Linked DNA regions of Mus musculus: region 2 is linked to region 1. The links are chromatin contacts, found by POLR2A ChIA-PET in ENCODE. All regions are on one chromosome and are shown on one strand. Each heading gives the region's core, a stretch centred on a gene start or an enhancer-like site at or near the end of the contact. The rest is flanking DNA. Distances are from core to core; before and after follow the strand shown.

What was found. ChIA-PET counts read pairs that join two places held with the same protein, here RNA polymerase II (POLR2A).
Region 2: POLR2A ChIA-PET joins it to region 1 with 10 read pairs in embryonic stem cell. The contact joins two enhancer-like sites. POLR2A ChIA-PET finds 5 or more read pairs at or near these places in 5 of 5 experiments (Patski and embryonic stem cell).

Annotation. Positions count from the first base shown.
Region 1 is chr12:110,477,410-110,480,714 of GRCm38, forward strand. The region is part of intron 3 of Ppp2r5c (protein phosphatase 2, regulatory subunit B', gamma); the gene reads left to right. The region is part of intron 2 of Gm19605 (predicted gene, 19605); the gene reads right to left. Among named protein-coding and RNA genes, the nearest start is that of Gm19605, 6.6 kb to the right of the region's middle. Within about 2 kb of position 1,467, at least 3 of the 3 ENCODE cell types and tissues checked have a DNase peak (open chromatin) inside an H3K27ac peak, as active enhancers do.
Region 2 is chr12:110,701,684-110,704,988 of GRCm38, forward strand. No RefSeq gene overlaps it. Among named protein-coding and RNA genes, the nearest start is that of Hsp90aa1, 6.9 kb to the left of the region's middle. Within about 2 kb of position 1,453, at least 1 of the 3 ENCODE cell types and tissues checked has a DNase peak (open chromatin) inside an H3K27ac peak, as active enhancers do.

The DNA of each region.
Region 1 (3,305 bases), core at 217-2,716:
CTGGCTTTTCTGAAGGGGTAATTCCTGCCCTCATCCGTGGAAGCGCTGTGGTCCACCTTCCTTCACAGACTTTACATCCGGCCATCATTAAAAGTTTGCAGCAGACACGTGGCCAAGGAGCGAACCCCGAGTTCCCAAGGCTCCTCTGCCCAGGCTTTTATCTCCTCCCTTCTGATTACCTGTGTGTCCTGTGAGCTGGTGCCAGGCCACAGTGAATTCTTAACTACCATGGGTGACCACAGGTGACCCCTGGCCGACACCATAAGTAATAGCCAGCATTTTGTCAGACAGCTGGACCTGCAGCCAGGCCCTCCCCGTAAAACCTGAACAGCATCTCACAACTCACGTGGTGAGCATGCGTGTGCGTGCGTGCGTGCTTGTGTGCGTGCATGAGTGCGTGCGTGTGTGTATGTACATTATTCCTTGGACATTCACCCTCTGTCCTCTCCTTCCACCTTAAGACCTGGTTCCCAGACAACCTGCTCTCCCCTGTGGTATCCCATGGCCCATCGCTCCTGCTGCCCAGTGTCTCCTGAACTTCCCTGGCTCAGACCTTACTTTACCTCCTCTTAGAGCTGTGGTAAGATGTACACTGTGAGCTCAGCATGTGACCTACACACCACAGGTGTGCCTTCAGCAGCCTACGGGGTCCCGACCTGACCCTCCTGACAGGCCCGTGCATACTGACGTCTCCCCACACTGAATCCCCCTCGCAGAAGCTTTGCCCTGCAGCAGCCCCCAGGCCTCCTGAGCTCTGCTGTCTCTGGGTTTGATGACTAGGGGTCTCCTCCTGCATTGTCCTCCATCTGGTTCCGTTTGCTTCAGCAGGAGGCCCTCAAGGCTCTCCAGCACATGACTCCTTTCTGAGGCTCAGTGATGTCGAATTGCTTATGCTGACACCTCCTTACTCGACAGCTGCGGAGAAAGTGCTCAAACGTGTTACCCCTTACCTCATGCCGGCCATCGCCCCGCTGTCTGTGAGGGCGGGCGGGCCTGTGTCTGTTCTAGATCCAGGAAACACTTGTTGCATTTGCTGGAGGAGGGAAGAGCACTGCAGCTCTGGCCTGTCCACCCCTGTCCTCTCAGGGACTGCTGTGACTGCTGTGGTGCCACCTCTCAGGATACCCAGGGTGCCCAAGATGCCCAGGCATAGGCTCTCTCATGGCTCCCTTCTCCTTGCTCTGCCTCGGGGCTCTTGAAAAGGAGATCAGCAGCTGAGGGTGGAAGCAGACCGTATAAAACAGCTGGTGTGGAAACTCTGAGACGCTTGAATCCTTTCTATAGAGTTCATGGGTTTCCTGTCTTCTCAGAACAAAAAAAGATGTGAGCACCTGCTCTGGTCTGAAAGGCATCCCAGCCCAGCTGCGAGGATTTAAAGTGGGCCCGGGTCTGCGTGCAGGAGCTGGAGTAGGCAAGCTTTGTTAGGTAAGCTTTGTGAGGTAAGCTCTGGTGGCTCTGCTCAGTCACTGGAGACTTGCTCGAATCAACAGGGCCACCCGAGCCTGTCCCTTTGTCCTTGATGCTGGCAACGGACTTTTCCTGGCAGCCTTTGAGCAGAGCTGCGTACTAGGGAGCTTTGATCTGTCTAAGGAAAGTCTATTTTGAACTACAAGTGAAGGCAGAGGTTTTAGGTTAGACTTCTTCCCCAACAGGACCCATAACAGCTACACTCACACAGGTGCCAACACTGGCCAGCCTGATGCCACACACTGCCACTGCAGTACCACAGACTTGCCAGTAAATGCCAGATTGCGGTGGATGAGAAAGGAAAACCAAAGAAAACCTTTGGCTCAATTTAGAAATCAAGATTTGAAGGTTTTGTTCAGAACTACTTTGTAAAATTAAAATCAGTGGGATGTATTTACAGGCAGGTGTTTTGTTTTGTTTGTTTGTTTGTTTTTAGTAGACAACAAAACAGCGACAGAAGAGCAGAGGATGCAGGCTGAGTTCTGGTCTCTTCCGCAGTTGGAAGCGGCCAGAGCCTTCATGGGCCGCTCCAGCTCCCCTGGCACTTGTCCTGTAGGAGGCCTGTCCGTACCAGCCCTGGATAGTGTAGCCATAGCAACTGAGAATCAGTGTAGACAGTTGTAGCACTGGGCGGGTGATGGCTAAGGCACAGGCCACGGCCTCGCCTGCGGTATGGGAGTCTTCTTCACAACCGCGGGTGGTGCTCTGACTGCCGGGATGCAGCAGCATGTCCTCCCTCTTAGTCTTGCACTGCCAGGAAGAGATGTGAGAGTAGTCAAGGCACTCTGACCAGATGGGGGGCTGCCGAGTGCTCAACCTGTTCTTGCCATACACTAACAGAGCACCCTCCAGGCACTATACACTGTCTGAGGGCTCGCCTGCGGGAGGGGGGGGAGCCACGCCCCCAGAGTGGTCAAGCCCAGTGGCCACTCCAGGGTTAGTCTCCACATAGGTTCTATAAGTGGCTCTGCTGTGTCCCCAATCATCACGTGGGGACCTTCCGGTATTCAGTTGGTGGACAGAGGCGTGTTCTGAGGCGAGCAATGGCTGCACCTGCCTTCTGCTGACCTTGTTTGGACTGGGCTTAGTGGCATCCTGCCTGGGTCCTGCACTTTGGTTTGAACTCAGCAAGGGGATCACTATGGCGTATCGGAACTTCTAATAGCATTCTGCTAACCGATGGATCAGTGTCTTGTTCAGCCATCATCAGGGAAGCTTCCTCCTGCAGCAGACAGGCGTGGCTGCAGAGACCTACAGTCATACGTGGCACACACAGGATCACACAGGCATGCTGCTTCATTCCCAGCCAAAGAAGGAAGCTTCGTGGGCCATTGACGGCTCCCTCTTTCCAGTGCCCTCCCCCCTCCCCCTTCAGCTCCGGAGCAAACGACTTTAGCAATGCTGACAATAGTGAGAGCGCTAAAGAGTGGCCAGTGCATCCGTGCCACCCTCAGTGGCCTCCTAGACACTGAGAAGTTGTGTCACCTTTTCCGCTCATATTTCTAATTTTTACACGTGTATGGCTGTATAAACTTCACAACCTTTCTCAGTTCCTTTGACATTAAATTAGTTTACAGTGTCTTAGAATCATAAATAACAGGTCATATTCTCAACGAATAAATTTCTTAGGAATTTCTTATTAAGGAGTTGAGAAACTCCTCACTAAAAACTCTAAGACACCCAGAACAGAGATAGAAGACAGTGCTGAAGAGAGGAGGGTGTCTTAGTTAGGGTTTTATTTCGGAGACACCTCGACCACAGCAACTCTTATAAAGGAAAACATTTCATTGGGGCTGCCTTACAGTTTCAGAGGTTTAGTTCATTATCAATATGTCGGG
Region 2 (3,305 bases), core at 203-2,702, 220 kb after region 1:
GGCTGCCTCAGATTGTCCTTGGAACACTCTTTCCCCCATGCTCAGGAGCTACTTAGATAGAACTCAAGCTTTCAGGTGCCATGCCAGGCCCTACTTAGCTGGCTTTTGCTGGACTGATTCGTGCCTTTCTCAGCTGCCATTTTAAGGAGTGGGGAACCCTCAGGGCATGCAGGACACTATGCCCTTACTTTCTATCTAGGCTGTCAGCCCCAGGGCCCCTTTAGCCAGCTCCTCTCTCCTGTTCCCTGTCTGGGACCCAGTTCACACAGTCACTGGCTGGGGAGACCCCCCTCCTATATCCAGCCCCATGGCATACATTATCTGCAGGTCTGTCACCAGGCCATGACAGCACTGTCCACAGAGGAGTGCCCAGCTCCCGACAGCTGGGGCAGCTTTCTCAGTCATAAGAAGATCATGGCAACCTTATCAGGAATACAAAGGCTAGATTTGCTCAGCTGGAAAAGACATGTTTAATGCATGTGAGGCACTAGTTTCCAGCACCACACACACACACACACACACACACACACACACACACACACACACGCAAATGCACGTCGAGCAAAGAAACTGATTCAGGGAGGGGAAGGATAGTCTACAAGGGCGATGGCTGCTGCTTGGCTTTCTGGTTTGTTCCAGCCTCTTTCTTCCTCCCGAGTTCCATTTTCTCACCCTTAAGCAGCCTCTACGGCAGGGCGGACCTCTTAACGTCTACTGTTCTTGCGGAGGTGGAACCTGGAAGAATGGAGCCTGAAATGAGGAGGTCTAAAGTCTCAGAGCTTTGGGCAGTTTACATCCGAAGGTTCGGAAGAATCACCGGAGTGAGGGGTTCAATCACAAGGACAGCTACACGTGGCAAAGCCCACATTTCTTTCCCACAGAAACATACAAACAAAAACCAACTGCCTCGTAAATAATCTGAGGTGAACTCACTCTTACCCGCTACACCAGGGAGGGCACACAAGCACCTTCTAAGAACAATTCCCTGGGTTAGAGAAACTGAGGTCATAGGAATTCTTGTTGTTTTGTTTTCTTGGAATTTTCTGCCCCAGCCCTCACATGACTCTGGGTCCTTGTCCCGACCTTGTACTTTGCATAAGGACACTTCAGGGCTATTCCACATTTTACCATCCCTGCCTTTATGTAAATTACAACGGTAGCCCTAGGGCCTGACCTCTCCACCCTGAAAGGTTCCCTTTGAGCCTGGAACCTTTTTTTTTAAAGACACTTTATTGAGCTCAGATCCCTCTATGTGCTTCCTCCAGAGTTCTAAGCTCATCCAGCTAAACTGAAATTACAGATTATTATCTCTTTATCCTTATTGGACCATCTCCAGACCCAGCCCAGGGCAGTCAAAATCATACAGAAAGAATTAGTGTATAGCTAGAGCCCTTCATTCCTAAGGGGCTGCACGGGTGTTTAGCGCCACCTGCTGGTCAGCTGCTGGAGGCCTTCCAATAGGAACAACTGAGCTCCCATGGGAGTTGACTTTCACCGCAGTCTTCACTCAAGAATTCAAGGCAAAGCTTCTGGTACTTCGCGGAGCAAGGATGAGGTGGTGTTCCTGTGTGTAAGACAGCCTGGAATCACCAATAATCTTCCTGACTCAGCCAGGACCACAGACCCCCTGCTGCAAAGTTCCGAGAGCAGCAGGCCTGGGTGCATTCCGTAGTGCAGGCCTATCATCCCAGCAATGCAGGAAGCTGACTCAGACTGAAATGACAAGTTGAAAACCTGCCAGGATGACAAAGAGAGTTCAAGGCAGTGTGTGACTTTCCGACCTCCTACATACTAAGAAGTAATTCGCTCTTGAGCTGTAGTCTTGTGGTGCCAGGGAAATGTTAGTGATCCCCCCAAACACAGACAGGAGCCAATCTGATGCAACTCATAGCAGGGCCTTTACTCAAGCTAGCTCAGGCCACCCAACACACCGCTGTCACACAGGACAGTTTTGGTGGGGGATGGGATGAGATCCCCGAATGCCTATCTAAAGTGTTCAATCACAAGGACAAGCTTACATGTGACAAAACCCACGTTTTCCTGTGGAGAAATACAAACAAAAAACAACAGCCAGTTGTTGTAAATAATTGGAGGTAAACTCACTCCCATCCACTACACCTAGGAGGCAGGGCTCTCTAGGAAGCAGCGAGCAGGGAGCAGGGATGGAGTACGTGTGCATGCATCTGATTGGCAAGCTCCTGTGGTCTTTAACATAACTGGCTGGTGCTGGGAGTCGGATCATAACTTAACTTCTGCTGTCCTCTGCATTGGTGGTCGTTAGGCAGGGGGTGGGCTTGTAACCCAGGGGTGCAGGTTTGTTGAGGAAATAACCTGGAGACACTGGTCTTATTGAGGGTGTAACCTGGAAACGCTGGTCTTGTTGGCGATTAGCCTAGAGACCGGAGCTAGGCTCGGGTCTTGTTGAGGGGTAGCTTGGAAACTAATGCTAGGTACTGGCCTGTTAGTTTACCTGAATTCAAACTTAGGGTCAGGGTCTCCAAAATGGAATGTGAATTTAAAAGATGTGGCATCCCAGTCTTTCGTCTTCTTTTTATTTCCAGTACTTGTTTGTGAGGTGTTGGGTCGGATGGACCTGAGGATGCCAGTCAAGTCCTCCCTCCGCCACTGAGCTGCATTCCTGGGCCCCATTCTTTTTACTGTTGAGGCAGGCTTTTGCTTAGATGCCCAACTTGTCTGGAACTTTCCATAACCAAGACAGGTCATGAAACTTTAATTTTCCTGCCCCAAAAGCCCGAGTAGAGTAATTTGGGAGATTTAAGTTGTAGTTTAAAACAAAACAAAACAAAACAAAACAAAACAAAACAAAACAGGTCTCTTCTTTTCCTGAGAATCACAGGGTCTTGACAATGACCTCGTTTTGCCTGCCCACCTGGGCAATTCTGTGCGCAGTAGCTGTGAATTCGTGTGTAGACACCAGCAAGCTCAACACATTAGTGACAGAAGTACCAGACATCTGCACTGTATCCTGAAGACCTGGGCTGGCATCCCAACTGCCATACCTTGTTTCCTCCGGGTCCCCTCCGATAGCAAAGCTATCTGCTTCTGCGACATATCCCGGACTCCATTTCACGATGAGGAACAAGTGTGGTCTTTGAACCAAGCCACTGAAACAGGATGGGTTTTCTCAGAAGGAACTCAGCTCACTAGGTCAGGCAGTGCAGCCTGTGGAAGGGAAGGAATTCCAACAAGGCACTCATGGGCAGTGGCTGGCTGTGGGTCACACAATGGGGAAAGGGATGGCAAGGACAGAGGCTGAGAGCTGTTTGAGGGCTCAAGAGAGACTG